Regions from separate parts of the Mus musculus genome. Here all the other regions are linked to region 1. The links are chromatin contacts, found by POLR2A ChIA-PET in ENCODE. All regions are on one chromosome and are shown on one strand. Each heading gives the region's core, a stretch centred on a gene start or an enhancer-like site at or near the end of the contact. The rest is flanking DNA. Distances are from core to core; before and after follow the strand shown.

The links. ChIA-PET counts read pairs that join two places held with the same protein, here RNA polymerase II (POLR2A).
Region 2: POLR2A ChIA-PET joins it to region 1 with 10 read pairs in Patski. The contact joins the promoter of Ndel1 here to the promoter of Slc25a35 in region 1. POLR2A ChIA-PET finds 5 or more read pairs at or near these places in 3 of 5 experiments (Patski and embryonic stem cell).
Region 3: POLR2A ChIA-PET joins it to region 1 with 14 read pairs in embryonic stem cell. The contact joins the promoter of Tmem107 here to the promoter of Slc25a35 in region 1. POLR2A ChIA-PET finds 5 or more read pairs at or near these places in 3 of 5 experiments (Patski and embryonic stem cell).

Annotation. Positions count from the first base shown.
Region 1 is chr11:68,965,658-68,970,156 of GRCm38, reverse strand. Slc25a35 (solute carrier family 25, member 35) reads right to left here and starts at 2,026. Exons shown (of 5, transcript NM_028048.2): 1 at 1,120-2,026. The coding sequence starts at 1,494.
Region 2 is chr11:68,850,398-68,854,896 of GRCm38, reverse strand. It overlaps Ndel1 (nudE neurodevelopment protein 1 like 1), which reads left to right and starts at 1,762. Exons shown (of 9, transcript NM_023668.3): 1 at 1,762-1,955.
Region 3 is chr11:69,068,688-69,073,186 of GRCm38, reverse strand. Tmem107 (transmembrane protein 107) reads right to left here and starts at 2,378. Exons shown (of 5, transcript NM_025838.2): 1 at 2,154-2,378; 2 at 1,896-1,963; 3 at 1,713-1,813; 4 at 668-764; 5 at 1-441. The coding sequence starts at 2,240. The coding sequence ends at 372.

The sequences.
Region 1 (4,499 bases), core at 777-3,276:
CCCTCTCTGGATCCAGGCTTCCAGCCCTTCACCATCTGATAACTCACAGGAGCAAGTTGTGAGAGTGTGTACAATTCTGTGATGCCCGGGACTTTCCTGACCTACACTTCGTGACGCCTGTTTCTCAGATTCCTCATCCTTCTACACAAAGTCAGCCCCAGGAATAAGACAGTAAAAGCTGCACTGGGCATGGTGGCACATATTGGTAATCAGAGCATCTGGGTGGCACAGGCAAGGAGGAGCAAGAGCTTCACGCCAGCTTGGGTTCCTAGTGAGTTTCCCATTAGCCTGGGTCATATAGCCAGGCTCTGCCTGTATCAAGGGAAAAGAGGGAAAGAGAGAGGGGAGAGAAAGGAGAGAGAGGAGAGAGAGGAAAGAGAGGAGAGAGAGGAGAGGGGGAGAGGGGAGAGAGAGAGAGGAGAGAGAGAGAGAGGAGAGGAGAGGAGAGGAGAGGAGAGGAGAGGAGAGGAGAGGAGAGGAGAGGAGAGGAGAGGAGAGGAGAAGAGAAGAGAAGAGAAGAGAAGAGAAGAGAAGAGAAGAGAAGAGAAGAGAAGAGAAGAGAGGAATATTGTCAGATGCCCACCATCTGCCGGGATCTATATGAACCCTTCATATGTACATCTCATGTGTCTCCTTCAGTCCTCTCAGCAACTTCACAAGAGTCTATAATTATTCCTGTCTTATCAACATGGCAACAATGAGTGCTAGGAAGTGTGATTCAAAGTTCAGTTGAATGCATACCGCTAGGATGCATACCTGTTAACTGAAGCACTGAGAAGACTCAGGGTGGACTGTAGTTAGAAGCCAGGCTGGGCTACAAGAGCAAGTGTTGATACTACAATATAGGGAGACCCTGCCTCAACAAACAAATGACACCCCAACTCAAAGGAGTTCTCCTTACGCTAAGTCTGTAATCTTCATCAACACATTGCAGAGTCTGTTGGGTGTCTGTGTATAAGGCAGATCAGAAGGCCTTGAAGCTTGCCAGCATTTTCCTGTGCCATTTTCTGCTTATGGGGCACAGCACCCTGTCACCAATGCCTTTGTAAAGGGCAGGCTCCCACCCTCTGCCAAAAGTCTTTTCTGAAAGCCCCAGACCAGACAGACCCCTCTTCTTACCATGTAGATTGGGCTTCCCAGATATGCTCCCATGACCCCAGCAAGGGCCCCAGCTGCGGCGCTGCGGACAGGACTGTGGGTGCCTTCATTAGTGTGCAGGTAACCCCGAGACTCTGCCAGCCCGTAGGTGCCCAGTCGGATGCCATTCATCAAGAACTGGTACAAGAGCGCAGGGCCCAGGCCCTTCTGCAGGGCAGCTAGGCCATCCACCTTGCCAATGGTGAAGAAGGCGTGGAAGACGTTTCGGTAGTGGCGCTGGTAGGTGCCTGGGGCCTGCAGTTCTCCCTGCAATTGCATTCTGGTCTTCACAACCTCCAAGGGATTGGTGAACACACAGGCTCCACAGGCTGCTACACCACTCATTAAGAAGTCCATGGTAAAGGTAGAAACAGCTTCAGAAAGCAGGGATGGATATGAACAACACCTGGCTCTTTGAAGCCCAGGCTGCAACAGGTAGAAATTTAAGAGAGCTAAATTGTCTGGGTCAAATGTCAAGAAGTCAAGTGAGGTTAGAGGGAGTTTGGGGATCAGAAGGTAGCAAAAGGAAAGAAAGAGGAGTGTAGTAGGGTATGGCAACAAGGCCCTGTTGACAAGGGAACTGAGATCAGGGAGGAGCAGAAGTTAGAAGCTGGCAGGTGGGAATGCCTAGGATGGGGGTACCAGAGCGTATCTTAGGAAAACGGAGTTACGAAATGGTAGCTGGAGAAGCAGGAAAAAGAAAAGCAACAACAGAAAAAGAATCAGAGGGAAAAGCCGAAGGTGGCTCGACAACAGCGAGAGGAGGGTTGTGAAAGAAGTTAGGATTCCGGCTAAGAATAAGCGTGGCAAAGTAGCTGCGGGAGCTAGAGCACCTTTACCCGAGGTAGTCTGCAGAGGCCGGGCGGCCACTCTCGGGTCCTTGGAACGCAGCGCCAATGGGGACTCTCCAAGAGCTGCAGCCGAGCGCCTCAGCCAATCAGCGAAGAGCCGGCTCAGCAGCCAATGGGAGGCGCTGCCATCGGCCGGGCCCTCGGCCTCAACTAAAACGGGTTGGGTTAACTCTCCTCGCCCCGGCTCCCAGGCCTGGCATTGGGAGGGTGCCGGAGGCGGGGAGATGTTTTTGGTTTTTGTTTTTGTTAATCACTGTCCAGGAACTGGGGTGGGCCGGGATGCAGAGGCTGAGCGCGGAGGGTTGGGCAGCGACTCCTGTGGGTGGCGGGCTCTCTGCGATCGTCCTCAATCCCAGGTCATCTCTGTTTGGGGTTTGCCTGACCGCAGACACGCCCAGCGCTGTTCGGATGCCAGGATAGTCCGGAAACTGCAGTCCCGCCCGCCGGGGCGATGGTACACACCTGCTGGACAGCACCCATCCCCTAAGGCCGAGTAAACTGTAGGGTCTAGTACCAGGGTGTGGCCAGCTGCGGGCGCCCAGGGAGGGAGGCCTGAAGGCCAGCCAGGGGAAAAAAAAAAAAAAAAACAAAACCTTGATCTTATTAAGCTCTTGATCGTCACAATGACCTAGAGGAGGCCGGGCAGGTCAAGACAAGGATTTCCATCTCCTCCTCAGCGAGGCTTAGGTTACAGAAACAGACTTGTTTCTTGTCCTTGCTTCATTCGTATGAATAATTATGAAAGAGCCCGGGGGGGGGGGAGGCTGGAAAAGAGCTTAAAGAGAAAGCTTGGAGAAAGAAGGTAGGAGTTTAGGTGGCGTCATTTGGGCGGCAGGAAGAAGCAGAGGGCTCACCTGAGTCAACTACCCTGCTTAGCGCTGAATTCCGGTTTATATTTTCCTTCCTACTATATAGATGACCGTGGGCAAGTTTCTTATCTTCTCAGGAACCCCTTGTAAAATGAGATAATATCTGTGGGACATACTCCAAAGGAGAGGTTGCCCTTGTGTTACACGCTCAGTAATTTACTGGGAAGTCTGGAGTTGACAGAACTCTTCCCACTTCCCCGAGGTCCCCGCAGCTTTCTTTGGTGACGTTCAGGTCAGGTTGAGCATCTTCTGATGGCTTTTCAAGTTGTCCCTATTCAGCCTCATTCTACTTTGTTCCTCAAACATACCTATTTTTAGGAATACCTCAAAAACATTCCTATTGTTCTTAGCTAGTGGTTAATTTCCCTACTTCACGATACTGGAAACTCTAGAAGCTTGGGGGTGGGAGAGAGGCAGATCTGAGTCTTAGGTTGTTTGCCAGACAACTTTGCTGTGTGTAGCCTTTAGGAGCCTCAAACTCAAAATCCTCCTGCCTCAGCATGTGGAGTGCTGAAGATTTCCAGCCTGCTGCCCTACTGGGTGACACCACACTTGGCTTCACACCCTGAGCTTAAAGCCTAGGGTTCTCAAAAGTATGGTGGCTATAGCAGCAGTAGTGCCTGAGAACTTAGAAATACATCCAGTCTCACTGGAAACTCCCTGAACCAGAAGAACTCTGCAGGTGGACCCCCACATTCTTTCACTAAGTCCCCCTGGGTGCTTAACATTCAGCATTACTGGGTGACACTTTCTGTCTTTAATACCAGATGCCCAAGAGATTGACAGATTTTAAGGTTTTTTTTGTTTGTTTATTTGTTTGTTTTGGTTTTTTTTTAAGTAATTTTTATTCTTTCTCAAGGCAGAGTTTCTCTGTGTAGCCCTGGCTGTCTTGGAACTCACTCTGTAGACCAGGCTCACCTCAAACTCACAGAAATCTGCCTGCCTCTGTCTCCCAAGTGCTGGGATTAAAGGCAGCAAATAAGAGCAAGTGGCTGATCTTTCACAGGACCCAGTTTTGTTGCTTTGTTTTGAGACAGGGTTCCTCTGTGTAGCCCTGGCTGTACTGGAACTCACCCTGAAGACTAGGCTGGCCTCGAACTCAGAGATTCACCTGCTTCTGCATCCTGAGTGCTGATATTAAAGGCATGAGTTATTCTACCCCCCCACACACACTCCCACCCCTTCAGAGAATCTAATTTCATTTTCAGCAACCACAAAGCAACTGACAAATTACTAGTGATATTTGGTGCCCCCTTCTGGCCTCTACAGATACTGCATGCACATGTATACATACATAGACAGGAATAAATATTTTAAAAATCTTTTTTAAAAAACAAAATACCCGTCTCAAAAAACCTAAATAAATAAATAAATAAATAGAGTAAAATAAAAATAAAACAAAAAATGGGGGACAGCTATTTATCCCCTCCGTGAAAACAGAACACATACATGGAAGTCTTTTGTAGTGGATGTTTGTTCCCACTAATACATAATTTACACATTAATTTATATTACTGATATCCCTATGGACTCATGGATATTTGTTTTATATTTTGAGTTACAGTCCATCATATTTTATTTTATTGCTCAATTCGTGATACATTTGTCTTTTAGAGCTTGCGTGTATGTATATATATGTATG
Region 2 (4,499 bases), core at 513-3,012, 110 kb after region 1:
CCTTTTTTGAGTATGGGATGGGCCAAAGTCCAGCATTCTCACTAGCTGGAGTTTGGACCCAGATCTCTCTTTTAGTAGCTGATCACCCTTTACCCATCGGAAGGGTGGAACTTGATCTGTTTCTTGCATTTTGTAGCAGAGAAGATGTTGGGATATTTACACGTGTTCTCAGAGATTGTTACATTGAACTTTCTGGGTCAGTCCAAAAAGGACCTTGTACTGGAACCTATGGGAAGTGCCCTGGAATGCTTTACAAAGTTTGAAGGGTACAGCAGCTCTCACCTTTTCTTCTCTTACAATGCTAGTTTTATAACTTGTGCTTCCTTTTGAGACTGTCATCTTCTTTACTGATTTATTTCCCATGGATTTGGTGTAATGGAAGGAGGTCGGGCAGTTTGCTGACTCTAGGGTACTATTCCAGCCTCTGGGCCAACGAAGATCAGAGCAGGGCCTTTGGCTTCTGAGGGCTCTGCCAAGCTAAGCCCATTCATTAAGAAGGGGATGATGCCAGTCCTAGGGGCAGAGCAAATGGGAGGGGCAGCAGCCTGGGAGATGATGTCACTGTTTTCTGAAGGGCCTGGCCAGCCATTAGGTGACTCAGTGTGTTTCTTAGCACCTCAGCCAGGAGGCAGGACAGAAGCTGTGGCCTTTTTATCTTTTCCTGTTTGGGTGGGACGGTTCCTGTCTTGGCACCGGGTCTATAGGAAAGCCTTCATTAATCACTTCTCTGCCTTAAGTCTGATTAGATTGAGCAGAGTTTCAGGTAGGGAAGCCAGACTGAGTTTCAAAGCTGTTCCAGGCCACTGGCCTGTAAAGCAGACCTTTTTTTTTTTTTTTTTTGAGTCTTATGTTACAATATAGATCTAATGATTCCAGCTTCAAATGTTGTTGATGGTTAACAGTAGTGTATGGAAGGCACTTTAGCCCCACGGTCTAGCCTATGTTTCCCTTCTTGTCAGCGTAGTAGTGGATAACAGTGTAGCTTCTGAGTTTGAATTTGCGCTGTAGGTGAGTGACCTTGGGGAACTTCATCTTGCTATTTCTTACTTGTAAATGAGAGTGACGTGGGGTTACTGTGACAAAGCAATGCACCCCAGTGACTGGTACAACTACGGGCGCGACAAACCGCACAGTGAACTCATAATCTCTTTTTAAAAACCCTATATCCTTCATAGTGTAGTTCAAGACGCTCTAGACCCCAGTAATCTTCCTCTGCTCATCAGTTTGGGTTCTCCTTAAAAATCCATCTCGCACCGTTTTTTGTTTATATTGACCTTTCCCAACCGTATACGTGGGCTCACCTTGTCTTTCTTAGGCTCAGCATATGTCTTATGCTATGTTGTTTTGTCTTCAAACTTCAAAACCAATCCCAACAGCACTGAAATAACAATTACATTGAGCATGAGACAGCTAAAGTTCCTATAGTTGTTCCCCAAATGCCTTTTTTAAATTTAAGTTTCTAGTTCCAGGACAGTTGTGTATTTCTCCTGTCTCCTTCGTGAGCTAGTACTCTATACTGGCTTTATACTGGCTTCCCATTTTAGCCTAGGGAACTACTCTCCTGCGCAGCACAGCTTCCGGAGACAGCACAGGGCTAAAAAACCCACCTCCTTCGGGGGTCCGGGGCGGCGCCTGCGCAGGACGCTGTCGCAGATCTCACGTCAGCGCGCAAAGCCTAGGTCGGCTCCACGTGACTCTGGCCTCCCACCGCTCCGCCCCGCACGCCAGCCTGCTTCTGCGCATGCTCTTGACTCCGCCCCCGTGCGTCACAGAATGGCCTCCGACACCCAGGGAGCCCCTGACGTGTCGGGGAGGAGCCCGGTGCGGGGATACGCGGAGTGGAGCTCAGGGCTGCGGAAGGGAGCAGAGCTGAGCGGCTGGGCGGGCCTGGCCAGGCCAGCGGAGCAGAGACGTCGGCCGAGCGGCGGCGAACATGCGCTTTTGACACATTGGCGGTGAGCTCCCGTGCGACGCAGCCTCTGGGGTTCGAGCCAGGCGGGCAGCGCCGAGGCCTGCCCCGGGGGAGCCTGCCTGACCGCCGCCGGGCTGGGGCTCAGCCCGCTGGGCCAGGCCGGGCTTGGGTTCTGGGGCGGCCCGTACCGAGACAACTGTTCCAACCGCTTTAACTGTCCCCTCCTTACTGGCGGAGGTGTGGCCCACCGGGGGCACCTGCGGGAGAGCGAGTCCCGGGCTTCCAGAGGAGGGACGGAGGCCGGGACGTGGCACCGGGGGCTGAGGCGCTGACGGCTCGAGGAGTGGCCCAGTTGGGGTGGCGGAGGCGCGCCCAGCTTCTCGCTCCACCCATCCTTGATTCCCTGGAGCTGCCGGGGTGGTTAGGAGCCGGGCAGGATCTTGATTTCCCAGCGCCCCAGATGCGGGAGGCGAGAGCAGGAGCAGCCCGCGTTGGCAGAGACTGGCAGTCTCGTGACTGCCTGCCCCGAACTGCTAATCATCCTCTTTGGAGTTGGGGAAAGTCTCACTAACCAACCGACCCCGGTTGCTTGGATTCGCTTCTTATTTTTCTCTGAGAAACGATGAGGTGACTAACACTTTTAAGTTTAAGGCGAGTGAGGGTCCTTTTCATTACCCGGGCCCATTCCTGTAGCGTTTGTAAACATTTTAGAACATTTGCTGTTTGTACTTGCGACGGATACTGTAAGTCACTTTTTGCTGGATGGGGAAATTGAACCTAGGTACAGGAGGTTGGGGCAACTGAGTGATTTTTATTTGGGTTCCACTAACTGGTGAGAAGTTTAGCTTGGGTTACAATTTACCTTTCTAAGCTCAGGGTTCTGGTTTCTGTTTTCATGAGATTTTTTTTTTTTAACTTCTTCAGCCGGAAAGAGGACTGAACATTGGACTTGTTAAAGATAATACCAGAAGTTACTAGATGACTTATTTATTTTCGAGTAAATTGACCAAAAAAACCAAAAAAACCCCAAACCAAACAACAACAACAAACAAAAAACCCCCAAAAGCTCAGTTACTAGAAAAATCTTATCCTGAAGCTTGCTCATGAGTGGCTGGTTGTTAGTCTGAAAATTATGTTGCTTTCACTGCACTTAAGAGGTAGGGTAATGTCTGCCAAATCAGAAAGCTGAGAGGGCAAAGCTCATCATTAAGTTAAGGAGTCAAAAGAGACCAAAGGACACCCAGTTGGGGGTATCTCTTCTGAATTGTTGTTAAAATCTTAGAGTAGGAATACATAAAGAACAAAGAAAACCTTTAGCTCCAGTTAGAGACAAACTTAATCTTAGAAGAAGTTGCTAAATCTGCAGTGCCTTGGTTTTGAATTGAATTGAAGTTGGATCCAGAGCATTTGAAATAAAAAATAGACCTGAACATGCTTTTATGAGACCAACAAAATTTATTTTCATGCGTATTTTAAACCATGCTAAAATAGACTTGAGGATTGAGGACTTAAGTTAAAATTACTTTCTAGGCACTTCATAAGGGAGAGAAATAAGGCCTATTTCATTCTGCATATATGTTAATAGTCATGTAAAATTAATTTTCTTAGTGCTGTACAGAGTATCTTTGCCAGTAAGCTCTGTTAGATGATAACTGTTTAAAGTTTCAGTGAGCTAATTGTCAGTTGTTCACATCTAAAGGTCGTAGAGTGTGAGCATGTCTGCTGCAGAAGTTGTAATTGTACACTCACACTCCATGTGAGACCTAGAATTAAGGAAGATGGAGAGGAGCAGAAAGTCCTTGTCTGCTAGCCTTGCAGCTGTAGAAGATTGTAGATATGCCATTTGAGCACTTTTTAAATCAGTGAAAGATTTGACATTGGCTAACTTTCCCCACTTACGTAATCTCAAGCGACAGTGAGCCTCTCCGAGTACCTGGAGGCAAACTCCACACACACAGTTTTGAGATCACCTGCAAGGGTAGCACATTCGTTACTTGAACCTGGTTCTTAGAAGGATGAAGTTGATGAATAGGTGTAGGGATAAAGCTGGGTACTGCCAGGCGGGAAGCAACAGATACAGCGTGTGATGGGAGGGAAAGAACTTGTTTTAGTCTAGCGCATAAAGCTTGTTCCAGGAGAGACGTTAGGGATGCTTTTGTAATGAAAGGAGTCATCTGCTTATAAATTTGGAAGTCTGTTTACTCTGGTCTAACTTAAAGGTCCACTTCTGGCCTAGTAGTTTCTTAGAGTTGAATTAACATTTATGTGATGTTTATGCATCAGGCTCTGTTACACGTACTGTGCCAATAGTAACTCACCTCATCTTCCAAATACAACTGATCTTCCTGTTTTATAGGTGAGGAAATGAGGCACTGAGAAGTTGAATAGCTTGCCCAAGGTCTCTCAGCCAGGCCATAGTTTGACTCTAGGGCCTGAGCTTTGCATGCTGATTTTTCTGGCTAAATTAATTTTCTTTTAAAACCTTATTTCTGTGTGTGAGTGTTATATGTGTGAATGTGGGTGGCTGCAGAGGCCAGAAGAAGAGCTAGAGCTAGAGGGAGGGAGTTGCCCTGTGTTGGTGCGGGGA
Region 3 (4,499 bases), core at 1,129-3,628, 100 kb before region 1:
ATTTGCATATCCCCGCCCACTCACTTCCGCCTAGCTTCTAGCGTAAAAACCCAAATAGAAGCATTACTTCTAGCCCTAACCACAAGATAAAAGCCTTTATTTATACCAGCCTCTTGGCCCATCCAATGGTCTTCTGAAAAATAGTATACGCCTTGCTCTTGTTATAAAATAAATTTTATTACAAAACTCTAATAAAATTATAATCCAAGATTTGAGAGATCTTATTCCAACACTGCCATCCTCTGCTTAGCCGCAGTTGGGAGGAGCAAGGGACTTGGGCGAGAGAAAACTGAAGCCTCTGCCTTTTTCTTGCAGCAGTGGGAGGAAGCTTCATCACTTTTCCAGCCTTGGTCCCTACACCCGGATTGTGATCAGAAGGGTTTCTTTTTCAGCCCAAAGACAGCGATGAATAATGCAGTTTCAGTGACAGCTGGGAAGGCGCTGTGAAAAGTACGGGGCCGCGGGGGAGGGGGGGGAGTTAGAGCCCCTTCCAACCCAAACACTTGAACCTCCAAACCTTATATGCGGGTGGGTTAGGGTGGGTATGACTCTTCAAAACTCTACCAATTTCACATGTGCAGGAAAGGTCTAGGTGGGGGAAACCTTCAGATTTGGGATCGATTTTCCACCACCCCCCCCCATTCCAAAATATTGGGTGCTAGGGCACCTGCAGAAGGTAAAAATGTACCAGTACGTGGTACATTCCCATCGCTCGAATACGAAGAAAGACAGGGCCACAGACGCGCTACAGTGGGCTGCAATGGCTTAACAATACAGAGGGGGTCAAGGAAAGTAATCGGTTCGTGATGGGCCCCGTTGGTACCTGGACTTGGGTTCAGCTTGTACCCTTCCCTTAAGACAAGCGCCAGAGTTGGCAGCCAATGCCTTCTGAATTTATGGACAGTTATGTGTAAGAGACCAGAGCTGAGTTTGCTTTGATAGGACCTCTCCCTGTACACTCTGTACACTTCTGGGAAGGTTAATGTCATATATGCCCTAGGCCACACAAGAATACCTACAGATCTGATACACTGGGGATTTCTCCAGTGCCCTGGTCTTCCTTGTCCACAATTCAAGAGTAAAGAGCTACCTTTTTAAAAACACAAACAAACAAACAAAACAAAACAAGCCAGGCAGTGGTGGTGCATGCCTTTAATCCAGCACTTGGGAGGCAGAGGCAGGTGGATTTCGGAGTTCGAGGCCAGCCTGGTCTACTGAGTTCCAGGACAGCCTAGGTCTACATAGAGAAACCCTGTCTTAGATAACCTAAATATATAAGTAAAATAAGATTTAAAAAAACCCAAAAAATTCACCTGCCCCTGCCTCCCGTGCACTAGGATTAAAGGCTTGCAGAACCACACCTGGGCTCTATTTTCTTGGTCCCTTCTGAGTTCCCATAGTGCTTTGTATTTTACACACACCTACAAGCATACTGTTTAATCACACTGATTTACAGATGTTTGTCTGCCACCTCTTCAAACGGGATAAAATGATTTTACTCCCATCCAGGGATCGCCAGAACCTGGCTCACATCCGGATTTAACGAATGTTTGAAGTCTATTAATTCCCCAACAGTGTCTAAAACCTCTCACCTAGAGAGAGATTCGGTTTACCATGTAGAGCAGACACTTGTGCCCCAAAGGCCTACAGAGGTGGAAAGAGTGGTAACTGGGATGAGTCACCTGAGGACGATGGCCAAATAAAAAGGATACAGAGGAGGCTCTGGGTGCTATTGAACATGGAGACTCCTGAGAGGAAGCCAGCCAGCTCCACTGCAAAGAGGCCCAGGGTGAGACAGAGCGCGGCTACCAGCCTGCAGAGAGAAAAGGGCTTGGACCAAGGTTTCTGGATTCTGTTGAAGACCCCTGCACTCTCACCCCGCCCCAAGAGCTCACTGGTTGTCCTGCTTTTCGTATTCCTCCGGGGTGAATTTGAGAGGCAGGCAAGCCTGGATGTTGCTTTCCTGGCGAGCCGGGCAGAAAGAAAGAAATGTCAAAAGAGGAATGGGGCTGCGGGGACAAGTTGGGAAGGGGCCGGGGAACGGAGCAACGAACGGACCCTGTGTGAGTGGACTGAGCTGAGCTGGGTCCACTCCAAGATGAGAATGGGAGGGCCAGGAGGGCACGCGCACGCGCGCCCTGTCCGCGTCTTACCCGGGACCAGAACAACGTGATGACAACCACCAGATGAGCCAAGAGCGTCAGGAACCGAGAGGGCACGAGCCCGGAGATCCGACCCATGGCCTCGGGGGCCTCGAGTGGAGGCCGTGGGTTTTGAGGTTGGAAGTCTGGGGTGGGTCACTCATCAAGTCTCCCTGAGCAAGCAGGCCAGACCTCTCTACTTAAGTGTCCTTCCCGCGCGCTCGGGCGCCGCCCGGCTGCCATGGTAACTGCGTCCGCAAGCGCCACGCTGCTGCTTTCGGAAGTCTCGCGATAGTGCTGCTCCCTCTACCAACGTCTATAGGCGCGGTACGTGAGCCGTTGATGGACCCAAGAGGATGCAGCCAGAACCACCAAATCCTCCCTTCTCCTGTGCTTCCCACTCACTGCCTTGGGCGCTAGGAGTCGAGGGGACGAACGAGGAGAGGCTGATGCACCGAGCTTGTCCCAGGGTCAGGCTAAGTCCCCTAGCCCCTGGTTGTCAGAGGACTCCCCCTTCCGCCCTAGAGCAAAACTTTGCCGAAGAATGACTCTAATTTCTTCCTAAATAACTTGTCTCCGTGTCATGAGAGATTTGCCGAGTGCAGAAATGAGCAGCCTTGGGATGGTTAAAATTGGATGTGGGTGAGGTGACTGCCTCGGGAACCGAGGGGATCTGAAAGGGTGAAGAATGGAGCGGGGGACTGGAACTGCTTGCGCTTAGCCTAGGCTGGGACGCTGACCCACCACCGATTTCACTCTTGCTCTGAGTTGTTAGGCCCCGGACATTGCTCAGTTACAGACCAAGAACCTCTTCTTAGGGTGATGTGACCGATTTGGGGCTTCGGATGAAATCCCTGCAGATCGGAGAATCGGAAAGTTCTCAGCACTTTCCAGTTCACAATCAAGTCCCATGTCAATGGACCTCCCATCCCACTTGCACTCTCTGGTCCCTCCATTCCTTTTTCTTTGTGCCTCTAAACCAGCCCAAAAGACAAGGCTCAGGACCAGAGGGATTTCATCTATTCAACAAATATTTGATGTCTCCCAGATGCCAGGCACTGTGCCCCAAATCTGAGAGTACCTCGATAAAGTCCCTCCAGGTTATATTCTAGGTGGGGAGATTGATAACAGCCAAAACAAGAACAAAACCCAGCGAGGTAATGCGTGCTATAATTTTTTTAAATTAAAAGATAATACTAGAATAATATCAAAGGGAAGCTTTGAAAATAGATACTTCTTAAATTTTTGTTTCAAGGAATTGGCAGAGAGAGAGAGGAAGGAGGTGGAGGAGGAGGAGGAGGAGGAGGAGGAGGAAGAAGAAGAAGAAGAAGAAGAAGAAGAAGAAGAAATGATTCTGTCTCCCTAAAGTAATACATGGGGTTCCCTTTCCTAAGCCAGTTAAAGGTCATGAAAGACAGACTGGAGGTCTTCTAAATGAACGGGGGGTAGGGGGGTGTCTAACTGAACCTGAGATCCCAAACCAGGCAAAAGAATTGCCCCCCCCTCGCCCCCTTTTATTATAAAAGACTGAGGTGAGATGCTTGGCAAGTTTTGTATAGGGTTTGTAACTTAAACAACAGCATTGTAATCATGTAATTTCCTGATTTTTTTTTTCAGTATTGGAGATAAGCTCCAGGCCTCTTACATATAGGTAGGTAAGCACCCTCCACTGAGCCATCCTCCCATCTTCCCTTCTGAGACCCTATAGTATTATCAACGCAGAGAATGGCATTCTAAAACACAAAGAATAATCTATAGCATTGAATGTCCTTATATATTCAGCTCCTACTTATTGAAGCTTCTGCCTGTGGGCTGCACTGGGGATCAAACACAGGGTATGGACCACGCTAAATGATTACTTTACTACTGAGCTCCACTCAAGCTCCTATATGGTGAAACTATAACTTTTTCATATAAAATTGAGTCTTAAGCTGGATAGGGGGAAACACCTATAGTCCCAGCATTTGGGAGGTGGGGGAAAGAGGTTTAGAAATTCAAGGTCATGCTAGGTTATATAGTCAGCTCAATAAAAGGAAAAAACTAAAATGTCTCTACAAAAAAAAATGTAGAAATGGCTTAGTGATTAATCCTTGCACCAGGTGTTAATCCTAGCACTCAGGAGGCAGAGGCAGACAGATCTCTGTGAGTTCAAGGCCAGCCTGGTCTACAAAGCAGGACAGCCAAGGCTACACAGAAACCCTCTGTTGAAAGAAAGAGCACAGAATACTCTTGTTAAATTCAGTTCCCAGCACTCGTATGGTGCTGCTTACAACTTCTTGTATCTCCAGATCCAGTGCCCTCTTCTGGAAACTACACACACACACACACACACACACACACTCAACACACACATGCACA